Linked DNA regions of Homo sapiens: region 2 is linked to region 1. A link is an interaction called in ENCODE POLR2A ChIA-PET data of the cell type or tissue named here. Cell type or tissue: OCI-LY7. All regions are shown on one strand. Each heading gives the region's core, and the rest is flanking DNA. Links, peaks and the distances in the headings are about the cores only. Region 1 overlaps ELOVL6 (ELOVL fatty acid elongase 6). Region 2 has its middle 7.2 kb from the start of ELOVL6.

Region 1 (12,153 bases), core at 5,338-7,837:
TCAACACTTTAGAAGGCCAAGGCAGGAGGATAACTTGAGCCTAGGAGTTTGAGACCAGCCTAGGCAATATAAGGAGACCCCGTCTCTACAGATAATGAAAAATTAGCTAGGCACAGTGGCATGTGCCTGTGTTCCCAGCTACTCGACAGGTTGAGGTTGCAGGGAAAGGTGATCGCGCCACTGCACTCCAGCCTAGGCGACAGAGCAAGACATGGTCTCAAAAAAGAAATAATAAACAAATAAAACAGATATAAAAATATAAAAGGGATAAAATGGGATAATTAATTAGATAACAGTCTCTTTTAGATCAGTAGCGTCCAATCTTTCCTGACCTAGGGCTCCTCGTCTTGCCTGGAGTCCTTTGCTTAGTGAGATGGTGCTACGGGCAGAGGGCACATGTGAATTCTGGACGTGTGTATCTAGTTTTGTGAGGCTGGGGGGACACAATGTAGCCCCTCCTCCTCCACACACACGCTGTGTAAGTCCCTGCACTCAGCTGGGTCTCCCTGTTTGGTCTCAGGTAGCAGTGTCTGGTAATAACTGAGACCCTGTCCCAGACCTACCGAGGCTGGAGATTAATCAGCTGCAGACCAACCAGTGAGGAGCTGTTTCAGTTATTTTAACTGTCTTGCCCATTGATTTAGAACACCCACCTAAATTCATTTATTCTAAAAAAAAAAAAAAAAAAAAAAAAAAAAACAACCAGCCAGGAGTGGTTACATTCCCAAAATATTGGTGTTGTGAACCCGTTTTTGTTCTTTCATAGGAAACCTGCTCTATTATATCTTGGTCTTGGAGTTCCATAAGTACAGCATTTTTGTTGGCTAGACAGTGATATGCTTGTATGTTTTAATGCTTGCTTTATTAATTTCTGAAACATCCACTTTTTGAGACATGTAACAGAAGCTACATGATGGCACTATCATCTGTATTAGGTTTCTGGGACTTTGATAACAAAACAGAAACGCTCCCTGAAGTCTGATTTTCCTCCCCCTCCCCATCCCTTTTTGAAGTTAATAAAAACACTTTGTGTGCAGGATGGATTTTTCCCCATTTGACCCTAAGTTAAGAAAATACATTAAATAGATTGCAAAGTTCCATCTTAACAATTCTGAGATGTGAAAAGAGGCAATAATTTGGCCATGAGAAACCTGCACAAATAACGGTTTCTTGGGTTTTAAATATAAATGCTGTAGGGACATTGCTTTTGTACACATTGTAACAATGTGCCAAAAGGTGATGAAGAATGACAAACTATTTCACCTATAAAGTGTGCCAAAGAACTTTCCAGAACACTGGAATTTGAAGGCTAAATTATTTAGGGATCAGGGAGTGGATGACTTGGATTACTCCTACTAGTATCTGGCAGGCGTGAGTAACCTATTGCACCATTAACTAAGAAGGAGGTGCTGTACCCGTTGTTTTCCCTAAAATATATTTTGTCCTGAGACGCTCTGTCCAATAGTGCCAAGTATTAGAATTTTATTCATTTATATTCTCATTCTTTTCAAAATATTGAATGGCTGCAGCAAAATCCAAGCTAAGATTATGTCCAAATCTCACTTCTGTAACACTGGATCTAACAAGCACATTTTTCTCATCTATAAAAATGGAGTTTCAATTTAGACCATCTGCCCCATTAAGACTGCTCTGGCGGCCGGGCGCAGTGGCTCATGCCTGTAATTCAGCATTTTGGGAGGCCGAGGCAGGCGGATCATGAGGTCAGGGGTTCGAGACCAGCCTGACCAACATGGTGAAACCCAGTCTCTACTAAAAATACAAAAAGCCAGGCGTGGTGGTGCGCCCCTGTAATCCCAGCTACTCAGGAGGCTGAGGCAGAAGAATTGCTTGAACACAGGAGGCAGAAGTTGCAGTAAGCCAAGATCTTGCTGCTGCACTCCAGCCTGGGGGACAGAGCAAGACTCTATCCCCCCCACCCCCCAAAAAAATTGCTCTGGTGAACCAACAGAGGTAGAAAGCATATGAATTGTAAGATGCTCTATCAATCTATCAATGAAAGGCATTACTGAAGGGCTGGACATCTTATGGACATTTAGTCAGTAGTAGTTGAGGGCTACAGCATCTTTGGGCTCTACTAGAAAGCGAGGAGTTTTAGTGACTCATCTCTGTGCCCCAAGCCTATGGGTGTCAAGTGTGGAAATGGCATTTCTGAGTATTTGAGGAACCCTCAGTGTCCTAGATGTCCCATTTAAATTGCCCAGAGTAAGAGAAAACAGAAACACAGTTTGATTTTAAATCAAAAGTTATGATTTTATTTTTAATTTTAATACACCAGGAAAAAATATTTTTTTTAATGTCGTGAAATAAGCACTTGAAAATAACAACTTCAACATTGCTGTGATTTGCTCTGTGAGGCTTATATGGGTGGGCTTCCATATGAATATGGGCTCTGAGGTCCCCAAGAAGCTGAATCTTCCAGTGGTTTTCAAGATAGCAGCAAGCAACCTCCTGCCTGAATATGTCTAGACAGGCAGACCTGTTTGAAACGAGTATGACCAGGGAGGACTGTTAGGCTACTTCTGTGGCCTTCTTAGTTTTTGTCGATGGAAATAAAGTCTCAAGTGCTACTAAGCATTGGGAAAGTAACAGCATTTAAATACCAATGTCGAGTCAGAACCCTTCATGGCCGGCCCGAATGGGTTATAAATGTGGCTTGACCCTGACTTATGGGACCAGTTATTAATTTAACCAGTTACTTCAGAAGAGGTTACTACAATGCAGTGTTGGTTTGGACGTCTAGTGAAATATATTTTACTGTGAGACTTCTGCCTGCCCAGCCTAAAATCAAAGTGCCACTTTTGAGCTCTCCCAAGCCCCACTCACGAATGTGCTCCCACTGTCCATCTAACTTCTAGAACAACTTCCACATCACTTCCTTTAAAAAGTGTCAATCAGGAGGAAGGGAAGCCTGAGAATTCCCCCTGCCATCTGTGAGCTCTGAATTGTCAAAGTCTCTGAGGATGAGGAAAGTAACTTGATTCAACAGGTTTGTGTATGTTCTTCAAAGCTCTGTGCATGTGCCCTGTACCGGCCTCTTTAGCTATGAGTTGTGCCATATGGCTCGCAGATGTTTATAACTGGAGTCTGTCACAACAGCATTCAAGAAAATGCTGTGACTGCACTGACACTTGTTTTGTGTAAGTCTTGGACACCAGCATACAGAGGCTGTTGCTCATTGGCAAACTGGGACCTACCCCTTCATACTGATTGTCGGAACAAAATAGAGCATTGTGATTTCATCAGCTCTCACTTTAATGTGTATACACTACTGGCCAAATGTGGTGGTGGATCTTGGCAAAGTCTCTTCCTGATAGCAATGAGTCTGAGGCACAAAGAATCAGGTGTTGTATAGAAAAGACAAAGAACGATGTTTCAAAAGCTGTGGGAGACAATGACTCACAGCATGAACATAGGCTTTACGATCATCCTAAATTGAGAGCAAGGTATTTATTATCGAAAACAGAGACTGGAGAAAGACACTACATTTGACTACTGGGACATTCTGGGTGCTTATAAAATTTTGACATGATATTATTTTTCATGATGGAAACTTTTAAGGAATAAGTGTCTACAAGAGGTGGACATGGACCATGCTTATACAACTTAAAGCTCTGAACTCTGAGAGGCAAAGTCTATTTGTTCTCTACTCTCCTCACAGCCTCTTGAATCAGACCTTGGCCAATCCAGTTACTCTGTTAAAGAATCATTAAGGAAACCAAAAAAAAAAAAAAGCCCTCAGAATATGCCCTAGCTGCCTCGGTTGTGTGACACACACCGTGGTCTCTGAGTAGAGGCTGTACTATCAGAATAAAGAAAAAATAGTAACCTGAGCATCTTGTCTCTCCCAGGTAATTCAGAAGCTGGGGCTATGGCCAGACTTCTGGAACATTCTACTCTAGCATCACTGTACTCCAGGAGCTTTGTTACTCTGATGTGACAGGCTTTACCTTATGAAGATGCTACATCTGATTTAAAAAAACATTCTGGGCCAGGCACGGTGGCTCACGCCTATAATCCCAGCACTTTGGGAGACCAAGGCGGGTGGATCCCCTGAGGTCAGGAGCTCGAGACCAGCCTGGCCAACATGGTGAAACCCTGTCTCTACTAAAAATACAAAAATTAGCTGGGTGTGGTGGCGGGCGCCTGTAACCTCAGCTATTTGGGAGGCTGAGGCAGGAGAATTGCTGGAACCTGGGAGGCGGAGGTTGCAGTGAGTCTAGATCGCGCCACTGCACTCCAGCCTGGGCAACAACAGCAAGAATCCACCTCAAAAAAAAAAAAAAAAAAAAAAAGAAAGACATTCTGTGGGTCTCTTTCTGTTCTTCTAGGTTCCCACTGTCTTTCCCATCAATTCTACAAAACCCACTCATATGAAGTTTCTAACTCAGTCTAGACATATTAGTCTCTTTTCTCATCAGTTTCTTTACATGAGCAGAGAGGTGGAGAAGCGAGGGGATATAATCAAGCCTTTCTTTTCCCTCTAGCAATGTACATGTAAAGTATTCCCTCTTCTCCCCTTACTTTTGTAGTGGAGCATAATTAGAAGGATGGGAGTAAGTGACTTCGAATAACCACCTCAATCCATGGTTTTAATTTGGTACTTTGGCCTTGCGTTAGATGTAATATGGTAGTTACTCTTTTCCCATAAGCAACACTAGAAGGTCCACGTAAACCCCCTGCTTTATGAATAGAGCATTTCTCACTAGAACTTCATTGCAAACTCATGGACTTGGCTTGATGCTCAGACCTAGTGTATGAAATCATGTGTGTATGAAATAAAGGATTTTTTTTTAGCCCAAGAACAATGCTTTCACCATAGTAGGATCGGGATGCAGTGGAAAATCTTCAATAGAAAGATACTCTATTGCAGCATAGTGGGGCAGCTATAAAAACTTGCCTGCCCAAGTTTTTCTGGAATGTTAACTGGCAGCAGGATTATCTATGCAGCAGTCAATTCTCTGGTAGGTTTCAGATTTGTCATGGGCCAGTGATCCAGCCTCATATCTTGATATGATTAAAGCGGCTAAGCTGAGATGTTAAAAACAGTGTATTGAACCTATATTACCAAAATTTTGTTTTGTTTTGTTTTGTTTTAAAAAAAATGTGGCTTTTTTCCTCCCATGATAAACATTGGAAATGCCTTTAGATATATTTAGCTAATTTTAAAACTATTAAGACATTCACCCTGTAAACAAAAATTCCAAATTATTTTACAAGTAAAGACAAACAAACATGAACCTAATACCAAAATGAAAGTGCTTTGGAAGCATCATTTAGAGTCTTTTTAAGGTTTATGCTCACTTCCGTTTCTAACCTGCATTAAGAGATCTGCAATAAATCACTCAATTAAATAATTAAATCAACCAGATGAGCCTCCAATGGGTCCTTCAATTAAATTCAAGTCAACTGTTATGTGGCCTTCTCCTCATTTTAATTATTCTCATTTTCTGTTATAAGGAAAAAAGGCTTATTGCACGGTATCATGTATTTGCGAAGCTCAAAATAACATTTGCATCCTAAGCATCTATTAGCTCTTATAAAAGGACCTGTCTTTTCAGCTCATGTCAGATTTTGCATAATTTATAATACATTCCTCCATCAGTTGTGTCTCACCTATGAACCAACATCAAGACATTATAGACTGCTCACAATCATTTAACATAGATGTAACAGCTTTCCTCCCCTGCACTGTCCCCCACTCCCCATTTCTTCCAGTCATGACTTGGTTTGCATGGATTCTTTGTTCACTGCTCAAACCATTCACACAGAATGGAATAAAACTTTATTCTTTTTAAATTCCACACATAAACGAGATGCTGAAAAAGCCCTTGCCATCTCTGACAGAAAAGCAGAGCAGCTCTGTTTCATGAACGACAGCACAATTAAAGCTAAAATAATATAAAAATAATTCGAAAAAATCCCTTTTACTGTACACTCTCAAAGCAAGAAAGAGAAACAACAGTTTTGTTTTGTTTTTTTCTGCTAGCCAGAAAATGTGTTTCTATTCATTTGGGCTTTGAAGTTCAGTGTACCCCACATCTGTGTGTCTGTGTGTGTATGCGTGGCTATGTGCGTGTAATCTATGCAGTGTGGAAGCCCCTAATCTTTTCATCTAGTTTGCCTAATCATTAAGCTACTTAACCAATTATAATACTATTATGTCACATTGAACAACTTTACATAATTGCTTCTTTGAAATACTAGAAACATTGACACATGTATTTGGCTTGTAAAGGACTGAAATATTACAGAGAATATTATCCAGCTTTTTTTTTTTAAAGAATATGGCTCTTAATAAATTGATTTTGAGTTCCAGAGCTAAAGTCCCTTTTAAAACATTTCTGAAGCTGACTTGAAGCAGGATGAATATCTTCTGATTTGGCCAAAGACATGACAAGTATTTCATATCACTTAAAATTTGAGGGATAAGTGTATGGGGGCCCTTTGTTGTCAACTGTTTTCAGCCAAACTTGCCTTGAAGTTTGTTGTAGTATTGCCACTCAGCCAGCAGAGGGCCCTTTAAACACCTCTACATTGCTTGGGGAGCAAATGCAGATGATGCAGAAACACAGTGTTCCCCCAATATTTCGAACAGCCCTGTGATTTCCTTTTGGAATTCACAAAAATATCGAAAATATGCGCTATACTGTGGGGTTTCATTTGGAAAGTTATGAGTGTGTGTGAAGTCAAACAGGGAGGGGCATACACACCATCTGTCTGTCGAATTGATCTTCGGCTCACCTCTTTTCCCACTGCCTTTCTCCCTTTTCCAGCTCACAGTGGTCCTGGGCCGGGCCTTTTTACAAATACTACAGAACCCGTTTTCACATTGTTTGGTTGAGTGTTTATCTTTTTCAATTCTGTATTTACTCTTCTGTTCAAAAGCCCGGGGCAACTGAACAAAAGGATAATGCTTCATATCTCACTTAAGAGTAGAAATTACAGTTCAACTATCAGAAATGCTCTGGGATGGAGCTGCCCCCATGGGACCTGGGCTGCACTGTTTCCATCCTCCCAGGAAGAATCTTGGGGAAGTATTCACCCCCTTTGGTTTTGGCAAACTCACTAGCCTGAGGCTATGCAGTGAAGATGAAGTTAGTTGAAATATAGTTGTTTACATCTGTTTTCATAAGGATGATTAAGACATCTTTTCTCATGGGGTCTACAGCAGCTGGCATTTCTTAAAAAGGCTTTAGTTTCTGCAAAAGCATTATCGTTCTAGATATACACCCTGTGTCTCTTTCATTTTTGTCTTTTCTATTGGCTCCAGTTTAGTGTCCATAAAGTTAGAAAGGATTGTGTGTGTTGTGCTCGCACAGTTTCTAGAGTAAAAATCTTTCATCTTAGAGAAATGTGACACTTAGTAAATACATTTTTTCCTATGTGTTAATAGCCTTTGTTTGCCTTTGATTAGTCTCCTCTGCTTCTGGCTTGCTTTTGTTCTCCCTTGTCCTAGAGTTGATAGATAAAGAGGGAATGGGGTCTTCCAGCAGCAGTGCTTGGAGATGGAGGTGCACTCAGTGAGTCCTCACCCTAAAAGGATCATAAACTTACTGGGTTAAATCAACCTAATTATCCCTAAGCTGCCTTGGGTTTTGTGTTTGCTCATGTTTTGTTTTGTTTTAGCTGCACCACGTGTGATTCCTTGTGCCATTTTCTTTTGTCTATTATTTTTCTTGATGACCCTGAGCTATGGCTTCCTCCTCAGTTCCAACACTATTCAGCTTTCGTTGTTTTCCTCATTTTGCCGATGTAGGCCTCAAAGAAGAAATGGCAGAAGAGCACAAGGTAGCTGAGGTACATGAGTGAGGACCAGAAGATGTTCTGAAAGTGAGAGTGACACTGGTCATGCTGCATCCAGCAGAAGACCAGGTAGTTAACCACACAGCCCATCAGCATCTGAGTGATCTGGGACAAGGTGATGAACATGGCAAACTTCCGGGAGACTCGGAAACCTGCCGCCCGCAAGGCATAGTAAGAGTACATCACGGCGTGCACGCCATAGTTCATAGTCATGAACCAACCTCCCCCGGCAACCATGTCTTTGTAGGAGTACCAAGAGTACAGGAGCACAGTGATGTGGTGATACCAGTGCAGGAAGATCAGCTTCTGCTTCCTCAGAATAATGAATATTGTATCTCCTGGAAGACAAAGAGGAAGAAGGTACGTGAGATCCTTGACCACCAGTAACGATGACTTACAGTTTTGTAAGAGGGTAGACATCCTGAGCTAGGACTGGAGAGTTACATAGACTGGATTAGAACCCTGAACTGGTACTTACTAGCTCTGTGACCCTGGACAAGTTAGTTATCCTCACTATTTCTAGTTTCCTCATCTATATAAATGGTGATAATTTAAAAGAGTAGCATGGAATCACCTGAGGATTAAGTAGGATAATCAGCATGGCTCTCTTCACACACAGGAGGCAAGCAGCAAATGTTTCTTTCAAGGTATTTCACACAAAATCTTATCCATCATTGATCTGGAAGGGACATTAACAACTATGTTGCCAACTCCCAACTCAACTATACATTTTAGGAAATACCACCTGGAGGGGACTGGTGACTTGTCTTAGATCATTTATCAATCAAAGGAAACAGACTGGAAGTCAAGTGCCCAGCAAAATGTTCTAAGGCTTCTCTAGAGTAGTAAAACCATAATTTTTCTTTGGTACATGATAAAAGGTACCCCTCAAACATATATCTTTGTGAGCTCCCTAAATTACACAGCCTTGCCAAATGGCAGTGAGAAAAGTAAAACCTAAACAAAAGACAGAAAAAGGGGGACAAAAATCCTCTTCTATACACATTTGCTGACAAGGGTAATAGGAATATTTTATACCAGTGAATCAAGTGAGGAGCAATTGAAAATAACAGTTTTCATTTTACAGAATTAACTGAAAAGATTTCCAGGATCTATCAAAATTTTGTCTAACAATATCCCTTTGAAGGAAAAGACCATAGCTTCTGAGGCAGGGAATTTATATTATGAAAGCTAGAATTATGCTGAGGTGGGTAGATGCTATGTATCTGCAATGCTTCACTGAAAAGTTTCAGGGCTCTGAAAATAGACTGTAGAACATTTATGTAAAATTGGATGAAGAGCAAGCCCAGTGAAAAATATACCCAATTACATTAGCGAGTAAGAAAATAAGGGAAGTTACGCTAGGATGTGTGACAGAAACAGGCTAATGCAGGTGAATGCGTCTTTCTCCTTCCTATCTCTATGGTTATGAGACATGGGAAAAATCGACATCCTTCATGACCTTTGGTGAACTCAAACCTGGCTTCTTTTTGTGTAAAAAACAAAAGCTAGAAGGTTCTTTTAATTTTTTGTTTGTTTTTGAGACAGGGTCTTGCCCTGTCACCTACGTGCCATCGCAGCTCACTGAAAACTTGATCTCCTGGGCTCAAGTGATCCTCCCACTGCAGCCTAAGGAATAGCTGAGACTGCAGGCATGTGCCACCATGCCCAGCTAATTTAAAAAAACTTTTTTAGTAGAGATGAGGTCTTGAACTCCTGAGCTCAAGCTATCCACCAGCCTCGGCCTCCTAAAGTGCTGGGACTATAGGCGTGAGCCACCGCCCTGAGAACCCGGCCCTGGTTCTTCTTCTTCTTCTGAAATTTAATTAAGCGCAACAAAACAAAACAAAACAAAGAAAAACTAGTACTTATTCCTACCTTATCCCTCATGTACTTCACAGATGGCCTAAAACGCTTGCACTCAGCAAGGTCAAAGAATGCTGGACTATGGGGAAAGACTTCTAAGGTTCTAATGGCAGTGGCTGGAAAGATACAGGTGGTGCCCCATTCCATGCATTAGGAGAGCTATTGGTTTATTTTCCTACTAAACTGTTAAACACTATTATTTCATATTTGTTTACAATAGAAAAAGAAAGTTGGCCGGGTGTGGTGACTCACACCTGTCATCCCAGCACTTTGGGAGGCCAAGGCGGGGGGATCACCTGAGGTCAGGAGTTCGAGACCAGCCTGGCCAACATGGCGAAACCCCATCTCTACTAAAAATACAAAAATTAGGCTGGCACGGTGGCTCACACCTGTAATTCCAGCACTTTGGGAGCCCGAGGTGGGCAGATCACAAGGTCAGGAGATCAAGACCATCCTGGCTAACACGGTGAAACCCCATCTCTACTATAAAATTAAAAAAATATCCAGGTGTGGTGGTGGGTGCCTGTGGTCCCAGCTACTCTGGAGGCTGAGGCAGGAGAATGGCATGAACCCGGGAGGTGGAGTTTGCAGTGAGCCGAGATTGTGCCACTATACTCCAGCCTGGGCGACAGAGTGAGACTCCATCTCAAAAAAAAAAAATTAGCTGGGCATTGTGGCAGGCACCTGTAATCCCAGCTACTCAGGAGGCTGAGGCAGGAGAATCACTTGAACCTGGGGAGGCGGAGGTTGCAGTGAGCCAAGATCATGCCATTGCACTCTAGGCCTGGGCAACAGGGCAAGACTCCATCTCAAAAAATAAATAAATTAATTAAATAAATAGGAAAGTTGTCAGTTGTTATATTTCTGAACCTACTGTCAAATTTTTGTTGAAGTCATCTTCTCTCTTGCAAGATGCCAGATTTTTATGGTGTCTATAAGTGTCAGGCAGACTGATAATGATGGATGATGATGGTAACCCTCATACATATACTTAAGGGACAAAACTGGTGTCAGGAGACCCGGGATCTACTTTTCAGTGTTAAACTGTGCTATTTTTGTATCTGTCAGAGATCCACCGTTTCTGTATAAGTACTACTCTGTTCCTCCAATCCCTCTGTGGACAATAACGCAGACACAATCAATTCCAGCTACCTTGGTTCATAGTGTAAAGAAGGTAGATGTCCAAGATACTGTATGTTTAAAACAAGTTTAGTCATTCATAATTGAATAGATGCTTTCATGAGTCTCTTAGCATTAACTAAAATATAAACCCCTATACAATTCCAAACACATTATAATAAATTTGTCAAAGTAATATGCATTTCATCCTAACTCTTTAGTTTAACCCTATCATCACTTTTATATTAAAATTTTATTGTCTAAAGAATGATTAAGAAAAACCATATTAGAATGGGCTAGTGTGGGATGGAAAGTGGAAGGTACAATTCTGGAGTTAAGAATGGCTTTGTGTTTCTCCTGTCTGGAGGTGAGGGTATATCTCAGGTTTAACTGAGATACACTGGGTGTTTCTAGTTACTTTAGGGAGGGGAGTGGAGTGGAGGGTAGGAGGAGGGGAAAACATGTCCCGAAATCTCAAGAACAAAATTAATTTAAATTTGCTTAGGAGTTTTTTCCAGAACACATATGCACGATGGTGGGTGCGGGAATGAAATTGATCATCTCCCAGCAATGGCTCTGGAGCTGATCAGTAGCACCATTCAACACCCTATCAGGGTTACTATCCCCCAGACTGCTGACCCAAAGAGTGGTAGTTTCCCTCAGGCAGGGGGAAACTGGTGGGGCTCTAGAAGAGCTAACCAAGTCCTCTCACGGTCTTGGATATGGCAGCTGAGATGCATCAGTCAGGCCACTCTGGCAGGTACAAATTATTTTTCCTCTGGGGAAACCACATAATGTCACATTTAATTTGTCATGAGCCAGAGTCATGCCAAGTCATGGTAATTTCAGGCTTTCCAGAAGCTATAGAGTGACCCAGAAATGTTAACTATCAGAGGGACTGTGTATTTGAGTTGGTCAGTCAATCTTTCTTGTTCAAATGTCCTGTTGGCATAACGGGAAGGACATTGGCCAAGTACAAGCAATGGGACTTTAGACTCTCGAACGTTTCAGTCCTGTCATTTTAGCTACCTCCTGGCTCATGTTCTCTGTATCATGATTTCTCTAACCTTTGGTCCAACTATTTTCATTCAAGAGACAGCTTTCAGGCAGGGCATGTTGTTCCTTATACCCAAGTGTCCCTTCTTAACTACACCTTTGCAGCTGCAGGAAAAGCAACAAGCATTTGGAAATCCCCAGGGTGTTCTTGGCCACCAAGAGACACAGAGAGGCTACTCTGTGTGTGTGGTTTGTCACATACAGCTGAGTCCCTCTTCCCAGAGCTAGCTAGAGTGCTGCTGAGTCAGAGCTTCAAAAACAATGACATGCTCAACTGAGCAAGGACCT
Region 2 (9,768 bases), core at 1,687-4,186, 150 kb after region 1:
GAAAACTGGTGACTCTGTATGGAAAGCAATTTGGCAGCCTATATGATAATTTCATTTATTTTTTAGAGATGGGGACTTGTTATGTTTTCCACGCTAGGACTATAGGCACCCAGCATATATCACAATTTTAAATCCACACCATTAATTCACCAGAATTATTTTTTTTTTTGAGATGATGTCTCCCTCTGTTGCCCAGGCTGGAGTGCAGTGGCGCGATCTCGGCTCACTGCAACCTTTGCCTCCTGGGATCAAGTGAGTCTCCTGTCTCAGCCTTCCAAGTAGCTGGGATTACAGGAATGTGCCACCATGCCCAGCTAATTTTTGTATTTTTAGTACAGACAGGGTTTCACCATGTTGGCCAGGACGGTCTTGAACCCCTGACATCAGGTGATCTGCCTGCCTCAGTCTCCCAAAGTGCTAGGATTATAGGCGTGAGCCATCGCACTTGGCCTACCAGATATATTTTGAGTACATACTCATCTGAGCTCTTGGGACTCACAAATGAGACAAACAGGGCTCTTGCGCACTTGGAGCTTACATTCCAGAAGGGAAGACAAAATAATTTCTTAGAGAATGAAATGCTAGGATTACAATTTAACAGCATGACATGAAGGCCTGGGAGTGCTCATTTAAACCTGGAAGGCCTCAGGGAGAAGGACTTTGAGTTGAGACCCCGCTGGCAAAGAGCCAGCCACCTCTTGCAGAAGTGTTACAAAGAAGAATGAGCAAGTACAAAGGCTCCTAGGAAAAGAATAAATTTGCGGGATTGAGGACAAAAGGCTGGTGTGGCTTCAGGCCATCAGTAAGGAGTAATTGAAAGAAACAGGTTGAAGAGACAGGCAGGGGTCAGATCTTGGCCACAGGTAAATCAAGATAAGGTGTTTAGATTTTATTCTCAACTGCAGTGGAGTGGAGGAGGATAAAAGAATGTTAAACCGAATAATAGCATGATAATTCCTAGTAAATTCACTGCTATGGATATACTCACCGAAACATTCCGGATATATGTCTAAGATATTCAGCATTGGGCTGGCATTATGCTTGTAATCCCAGCACTTTGGGAGGGCGAGGTGGGCTGATTGCTGGAGCCCAGGAGTTCAAGCCCAGCCTGGGCAAGATGGTGAAAACCTGTGTCTACAAAAAAAAAAAATACAAAAACATTAGCTGAGCATGGTGGCATGTGTCTATATTCCCAGCTACTCAGCAGGCTGAAGTGGGAAGATCACCTGAGCCTGGGGAGGTCAAGGCTGGAGTGAGCCATGATTGCGCCACTGCACTCCAGCCCGAATGACAGAGTGAGACCTTGTCTCAAAAAATGACAACACCAACAAAGAAAACCCCCACAAATATATTCAGCACTGTTTATAATAAAACACTGAAAATAATAGTTTAAGGGATAATTGGAAGGACAGCCAAGAAAGGAATGAGGTCAATAGACTCAAGTCAATGTGATTCATTGTCAGTCCTGGTGGGCTACCTCTTGACAAAAGCAGAGGAGGCAGCCCCGCTTACAGGCTATATAGCAAGGTTTTATAGGGCATATAACTGGGTCAGGGTGAAGGAAAAAGAAAAGGCCAGGGAGTAGGGGATCCTTTGTGCCAGGTGTCTGACCGCTTCCTGGAGTTGTTTTTCTTGCCAGTTCTGTTGTGTAAGGTAGACTTCTTGACCGCATCCTGGAACAGCTGGCCTCGGGTCCGACAGTTACAGGTGGGGCTTTGGGGCTTAGGTCTATGGGAGCGGGAAACAGTCCAGTTGGGTGGACCCTAACATTCCAGCCTTTTAACAGATGATAGAGAAGGGGCATTGATTTCATCAGACTGCTTCAGGCTGAGAGTGGGCAGGGGCTAGGGGAAAGGCTGGAAAGTGGAGGTTGGCTTTGGTTTTGAAAGTGTTGATACTCCTGGAGTAACATCATGACCTGTATGGTTCCATGGGCAAAGGCATGGATACGATTCTGCAAAAACTGGGTGAAGAGGAGTATTAGGCAAGGACCTAAGATTAGGAGGAGAAAAAGGATTACAGCAGGTCCAAGGAGAGAGGGTAGCCAGGCGGCCCAGGTGCTGAGAGATCAAGAGGGCCACGTAGAGGAGCTGCTTTCCCTGATCTTTTGGGCTCGATCTTTGAGATTTTGTTTGTTTGTTTGTTTGTTTTTTACTGCATCCTGAACTAAGCCTGACTGGTTAAAATAAAAGCAGCATTCTTCATCTAGGAAAATGCAGAATCCTCCTTTGTCGGTGGTAAGTAGGTTGAGACCTCTCTGATTTTGTAAGGCGACTGCCGCTAGGGAGTCCAGCTGAGCTTGTAAGGGGATATGGAAGTTGCAAGGTTGTCTATACCATCTGAAAGGTCTTTTGATAAGGTTTTATGGTAATAAGAGGAGGTTGCGATTCCTGCTACCCCTGTACCTGCGGCCACTGTGATGCCTAGGTCTACAAATAGTGGGATAAGTTGTATGGCCTGGCGCCTGCTGTGTGGGATTTGAGTATTTAGGGTTTGGAGGGGCAGGTTTTCTCCTGGAGCTATGTCTATTTTAGGGCTGAGGAAGACCAGTGTACAGGTGCCTGTACAGTTGGTGGGTAGACAGAAGCAGGTGGAGGTGCTGCATAGAAAGAATATACCTTGGCTAGGGAGGCAGAATTGGGACTGTATGGCAAAAAGGGGGTGTAAAACGTTCTCTGAGCACCAGGCGTGGAGGTAGATGTCTTGACTGCATCCTGGAACAGCTGGCCTCTGGTCAGACAGTTACAGGAAGGTTTAGGGTAGTGGGTTTTACTTTTGGCCTTTGAGGCTTAGGTCTAGGGGAGGGGGAAACAGTCCGGTTGGGTGGACCCTAACAAATAGGAGGCTGATTAAATAAATGGTGACACACCCTTATAATTGAATAGTATAAAGTCTTTTAAAAAAGGCTCTGTAGGTTGCAACATCAAAAGAGATTTCTGATAAATGTTCAAGGAAAATGAAAAAGCAAGGCACAGGACATTGTGTATATAGTGTCGCATTAAGAAAAAAACATCTCTCGTTGTAGTGGTTGGGGAGGAAAAAAAGAGGAAAACATGTAAGGCCGGATGTGGTGGCTCACACCTGTAATGCCAGCCATTTGGGAGGCTGGGGAAGGAGGATCGCTTGAGCTCAGGAGTTTGAGACTGCCTAGGCAACATAGTGAAACCCTGTTTCTACAAAAAGAAAATAATAATAATAATAATTTTTAAAAAATCATTAGCCAGATGTGGTGGCACAAGCCTGTGGTCTTGAGCCATGTTAGTGTTACTGCACTCCAACCTAAGGCAACAGAGCAAGACATCAGCTAAAAAAAAAAAAAAGAAAGAAAGAAAAGAAAAGAGAAACATCTACACTGTACTTTTTTTTTCTGGAAAGACAAAAACAAGAATTAATTGGTGATGTATACATTGAGAAAAAACCTGAGAGCAAACAAAAGACGGTTTCTGTACTTTATTTTTCTGTAGTGCTAGAATTTTCTTACCATGAACTTGATTTCATTTAAAAAAAAAGAAAAAAAATCAACAGGAATACCTGAGCTGTGAAATAATGAGTCACTTTTCTATTTGTAATTTTCTATACTGAACAACTTAACATGTAACATAATATTAGAAGCTAAACATATAAAATGGTGATTTTTCTAGACTTATTTTCAATTACAAGACATACAGTAAGGTTAGGAAAGATGGGAGGGAATGTTGGGAGGGTGCCCAGCAACACCACTAAGAATTTTTATGAAAAGATTTATTGTGTGTGTTTCTAACCATAACTAGATAGGTAGCTAATATTGAATATAAATAACTGGGGCTCAAAAAGTAACAGTTAATTTATATTTGGTAGTAAACTTTTAAAAATTTGGGAGGCCGAGGTGGGCGGATCATGAGGTCAAGAGTTTGAGACTAGCCTGGTCAACATAGTGAAACCCCGTTTCTACTAAAAATACAAAAAATCAGCTGGGCGTGGTGGCGGGCGCCTGTAATCCCAGCTACTTGGGAGGCTGAGGCAGGAGAATCGCTTGAACCCGGGGGGCAGAGGTTGCAGTGAGCTGAGATGGCGCCACTGCAATCCAGCCTGAGAGACATTGCTAGACTCTGTCTCGAGAAAAAAATAAAAATTAAGCCAGAAGAGAAGGAGGAGTATTTGAAAGACAGAAAGATTTACTGCAAAGATGACTTGACTACTAAACAAGGTATACAGGTTTTAGTCTTGGCTCTTTTACAGACAGGTATCTGACTTTAGGGAAAGTAAATTGATCCTTTAATTTTCTTTTCTTTTCTTTGTTTTTGTTTTTGTTTTTTGAGACAGTCTAGCTTTGTTGCCCAGGCTGAATGGAGTGTGGTGGTGTAATCATGGCCCACCTCATCCTTGAACTCCTGGGCTCAAGTGAACCTCTTGCCTCAACTTCCCAAGTAGCTGGGACTACGGGCACCCACCACCAAGCCCTGCTAATTTTTAAAAAATGTTTTGTAGAAATGAGGTCTCACCACGTTGCCCAGGCTGCTCTCAAACTCCTGAGCTCAAGAGATCCTCCCGCCTCAGTCTCCCAAAATGGTGGAATTACAAGGCGTGAGCCACCTCACCCAGCCTAATTTTCTTTCTATACATAAAATAACCAGTACTATGCTGGAGGATCTTCATACCAGCCCCCAATTTTTGTGACATACAAATATGTTAAAATACACATACATTATTTTCGGAAACTTCTAACACTAATCTGCTTTTCCAGGCCTCTTTCCTTAGGCCGACTCCAACCAAGCTGAACCACTTGATGTCATCTGACCACCTCAAACTTTGCTATCTCTGCTGCATTTCTCCATCAGTTCCCTCTGTTTGGAATATCAATATCCTCCCCTCCTAACCCCACCTGTCCCATTCCTACCTGTCAAAATCAGTCCACTCTTTGGATACTTACGAACGACTTCCTACTTAAAGCCTTCCCTGTTCACAGAGATGATTTCTCTCTTTCTTGTCTCCTAACCTCTTGAAGTCCTTGTTATCAAAGCTTTTATAAACCTCAGGCCCTTAGCTCATCATCCTCTCCCATGTAGGAAATTAAAAATCCCTTGATCGCAGGAACGATGACTTCCTGAAGCCAAAGTTTCTTAGGGTGCCATAACAATTACCACAAACTTGATCAAACTTGATGGCTTAAAAATAACAAAAATGTATTCTCATGTCATTCTGGAGGTTAGAAGTCCAAAATCCAGGTGTCAGGAAAAAAATAATCAAAATACTGCTGATCAGTTTAGGGAGAAAAAGAAATCAAGATGTCTGCAGAGTTGGCTTCTGGAGGCTCTGAGGAAGAAATTGTCCCATACCACTAGCTTCTGGTGGTTGCTGGCAAACTGTGGCATTCCTTGGCTTGTAGACACATTACTCCAATTTCTGCCTCCATCTTCACATCACCCTCTTCTCTCCGTCTTTCTGTCTTCTTTCTATTTCTTATAAACTCACTTTCATTGGATTTAGGATCCACCCTAATCTAGTATCATCTCATTTAGATCCTTATCTTTATTATGTCTGCAAAGACCCTTATTCCAAATAAGGTCCCATTCTGATGTTCCAGGTGGACATGAATTTGGAGGAAGGGACACTATTCAATCTCCTGACCATGGCTCCCCAGCAGCCTTCCTCCCATGACACCAGCTTGTATGTTTTCTGTCATTATTCCAAATTACAGATGTGAAGCTGAAGCACACTGATGTTAAGTAGTCAGCCCAAGAGCTCTCAATTCTTTAGCTGTAAAGTCAAAATCTAAATCCAGATACTCTGGATCCATCTTCTTAACCACCACAGTTGAGTCCTCCTCCCACTCGCAGGCCAGAGAGTGTGTATTTTTAGCCAAAAAGAGACATTTCTTCTCAACTTTAGACCATAGAACAGGATGAATCCAATTGACATAATTTACCTTTTTTCCTCTTCATCACCTCCTCTTACTCTCAGGGAACATTGACCAACTGAATATTTATAAAGAGCTTTTCTTTATTAACTTACATGGGGATGGAAAATACGTCTCTTTTGCCCTGAACTAGTTTCAATATTTGATTCTAACTCTGGAAACAAAACCTACAACGTAGGCTTATTAGAAGCTGCAAATTTGTACTAGAGAATAAGATATTTTCAACACACATGATAGAATATTGATGTCTTATTGAGAGGGAAACATCTGCAAATAGGGAAGAAATTTGCACCATCCCAATAGATGGATGAGAAAAAGATCCAGATAGACTCCTATATGAGACTATCAGTTGATTTAGAAAAGTACATGTTGATAGAAGTAATAATAGATCTCATTTATTGAGCATCTGCTGTTAAGACCTTACATGCATTGTCTCATTTCATCCTTATAACAACTCCATGCAATAACTCCATTTTATAGATGAGGAAAGTGGAGTTTGGAAATTTTAAGGATCCTGTCTAATTTGCCAAATGGCTAGGTTAGATTGCCCAATCTGTCTGATTCCAAAGTCTGGCTTCCATGCCATAACCCTGTATAGTCAAAAAGCCACTGTGAATTCAGTAATGGGTGGCATTTCTGTAGTTTATTAATTACAACAGCATCTTCATACATGTAGAAGAGTCCAGGCGAGGTGGCTCACACCTGTAATCCCACTACTTTGGGAAACCAAGGTGGGAGGATTGATTGAGCCTAGAAGTTCGAGACCAGCCCGGGCAAGATCCCGTCTCTACAAAAAAAAAAAAAGTATGTATGTATTTATTTATTTATTTATTTGAGATGGAGTCTCACTCTGTCTCCCAGGCTGGAGTGCAGTGGCACAATCTTGGCTCACTGGAACCTCCACCTCCTAGGTTCGAGCGATCTTCCTCCCTCAGCCTCCCAAGTAGCTGGGACTACAGGCGCATACCACCACACCCAGCTAATTTTTGTGTTTTTAGTAGAGATTGAGTTTTGCCATATTGACCAGGCTGCTCTCGAACTCCTGACCTCAGGTGATCCACCCACCTCGGCCTCCCAAAGTGCTGGGATTACAGGCCTAAGCTACTGTGCCTGACCCCAAAATCTTAAAAATTAGTTGTGTATAGTGGCATACATTAGTAGTAGTAGTCTCAGCGACTTGGGAGGCTATAGTGGGAGGATCTCTTGAGCCCAGGAGGTCAAGGCTGCAGTGTGAGCCATGTCATGCCACTGCACTCCAGCCTGAGTGATAGAGCAAGACTGTCTAAAAAAAAAAAAAAAAGATAACTGTGCATATATTTATGACGCATATTACTCTTTCAGCCTACGGCAAGCTAAGGACCTGTTGCAGTAAACTCAGAATCACTAAGTCCATGGACCAGTATGGGAAGTCCTGATGTAAATTTAGCAATCCTTGGCCAACATAATCAACACAGAGCCAGGCTTTATTAGTTATCTACAGTATGTAGGGCATCTATTGGTCCAGATATCTAAAGAATACCTGATCCCTGTTTCCTAAGAGAATAGGACTCAGGTACCTACTTAGCTTGCACCTGGGAGTTCTGATCCAAACCCCCACATCACCCCAGGATTACATAGCTATTTCCACAGTTCTAGAGATTTCTAAACTGAAAAACAAACCTCAAATGGGTGGATTTATTTTTTCTTGCTTCCTAACTAGTTGACCTGTATTTACCCCACGGGAGATACAGGGATCTGAGTCATAATTTCTTCATGTATCTTCTTTGGTGCCCGCAAGCTGACATTAAGTCTGAGCAAAGGGCACAACTGGAAAGGGAATACTACTCTTTTTTTTTTTTTTTTTTTTTTGAGATGAAATCTCACTCTGTCGCCCAGGCTGGAGTGCAATGGCACGATCTCGGTTCACTGCAACCTCTGCCTCCCGGGTTCAAGCAATTCTCCTGCCTCAGGCTCCCGAGTAGCTGGGATTACAGGCGTGTGCCACCACATCTGGCTAATTTTTTTGTATTTTTAAGCAGAAACGGGGTTTCACCATATTGGCCAGGCTTGTCTCGAACTCCTGACCTTGGGATCCACATGCCTCAGCCTCCCAAAATGCTGGATTACAGGCATGAGTCACAGTGCCTGGTCAGAAATACTACTCCAAATACAGTTACATGTTGCACTTTCATTCTGGTCCTACCTACAGAGGTTGTCAATACAGGAATCGCATCTGATTTTTTCCCCCTACTGAACTTTGCTGTCCACCTAATTGCAGAAAAAAATTTAAGTCTGACACCATTGTGTTTTGTAAAAAGGAAAGGCTTTTTTGGTGTGTTCTTAATTTTTGCAAATAAAAAATTAATCCAGAAACTAGTAACTGCCTCAGAAGAGAAAAATCAATATTCATTTCCTGACTATTTCACTTTAGACCTCTCTGAACATCACAATTTCTAGGAAGAAAAATATATCTGGGTTACAATTCCATCCACTAATTCTGACTTTGGGCAAGTTGCTTACATTCTTTAAAACATGTTTCCTTTGTTTCTTTCTTACTTTCTTTTTAAATATAGAAAGTGGGAATGATAATGGTACAAACTTCACAAGATTGCTGTGAGGATTAAATTAAATCATCATCTATTAAGTTGGTTAATACCTGCCATAGTTGATAAATTCTCAAGGAATATGAACCTCGGCCCTAAATACCATATTCCTATGATGAATTACTAGGGGGATACAAATAAACCTGTCCCATAAAATGTATTGTATCAACAAACATTCCTTATTGATCTTGGAGGAATTTGAGGTACATATAAAAGATACTAAATATTTTATAAATTAGAGGAGTACAAATAATTACATAAAAAGAGACTTACATCCCAAGGTAGATACCTACAAAAGTTTAACTAAAAGAACCATGAGTACAACAGTTAAGAGGACCAAATTGGATTTTTAAAAAGTATAAGAAGGAAATGTGATAGGCACTTACAAGTCCAGTTTTTAGCCGGGCACAGTGGCTTACGCCTGTAATCCCAGCACTTTGGGAGGCTGAGGTGGGCAGATCATGAGGTCAGGAGATCGAGACCATCCTGGCCAACATGGTGAAACCCTGTCTCTACTAAAAATACAAAAATTAGATGGGCGTGGTGGTGCACGCCTGTAATTCCAGCTACTCGGGAGTCTGAGGCAGGAGAATCGCTTGAACCCGGGAGGCAGAGGTTGCAGTGAGCCGAGATCATGTCATTGCACTCCAGCCTGGGCAACAGAGTGAGACTCCGTCTTAAAAAAAAAAAGAAAAAAAAAAAAGTCCAGTTTTACCCTGGAGTTTTCACAACACTGTAAGCAAGTGCTTTCAACACTGAAAACAGTTTCTGCCAGAAACCTGAAGTTTGTGAGTTAAAAATTTCTTTCTTTCTTTTTTTTTTTTTTTTTCTGAGATGGAGTTTTGCTCAGGCTGGAGTGCAATGGTGCGATCTCGGCTCACCACAACCTCTGCCTCCTGGGTTCAAGTGATTCTCCTGCTTCAGTCTCCCGAGTGGCTGGGATTACAGGCATGTGCCACCACACCTGGCTAATTTTGTATTTTTAGTAGAGATGGTATTTTTCCATGTTTGTCAGGGTCTTGAACTCCCGACCTCAGGTGATCTGCCCGCCTCAGCCTCCCAAAGTGCTGGGATTACAGGCGTGAGGCACCATGCCTAGCCTCTTTTTTTTTTTAGATGGAGTTTCACTCTGTCTCTCAGGCTGCAGTGGAGTGGCATGATCTTGCCTCACTGCAAACTCCACCTCCCAGGTTCAAGCAATTCTCTTGCCTCAGCCCAGCTAATTTTCATATTTTTAGTAGAGATGGGGTTTCACCATGTTGGCCAGGCTAGTTTTGAACTCCTGACCTC

What was found. ChIA-PET counts read pairs that join two places held together with the same protein. Peaks named below come from ENCODE experiments on the same cell type or tissue, not always from the same donor. Only the 100,000 strongest peaks of a DNase experiment are listed, where the experiment ranks them.
Region 2: POLR2A ChIA-PET joins it to region 1 with 10 read pairs; 6 of 35 experiments call an interaction of 5 or more read pairs at or near these places.

Annotation. Positions count from the first base shown.
Region 1 is chr4:110,043,601-110,055,753 of GRCh38, forward strand. It overlaps ELOVL6 (ELOVL fatty acid elongase 6), which reads right to left. Exons shown (of 4, transcript NM_024090.3): 4 at 2,246-8,162. The coding sequence ends at 7,738. Among named protein-coding and RNA genes, the nearest start is that of EGF, 140 kb to the left of the region's middle. RefSeq lists enhancers at 7,390-8,589, 11,752-11,801. In OCI-LY7, for the core only: CTCF peaks have their summits at 6,539 (motif pointing right) and 6,738; a DNase peak (open chromatin) is centred at 6,531.
Region 2 is chr4:110,200,978-110,210,745 of GRCh38, forward strand. No RefSeq gene overlaps it. Among named protein-coding and RNA genes, the nearest start is that of ELOVL6, 7.2 kb to the left of the region's middle. In OCI-LY7, for the core only: no CTCF peak of the experiment used is centred there; a DNase peak (open chromatin) is centred at 2,694; H3K4me3 peaks cover 1,412 bases; H3K27ac peaks cover 1,791 bases.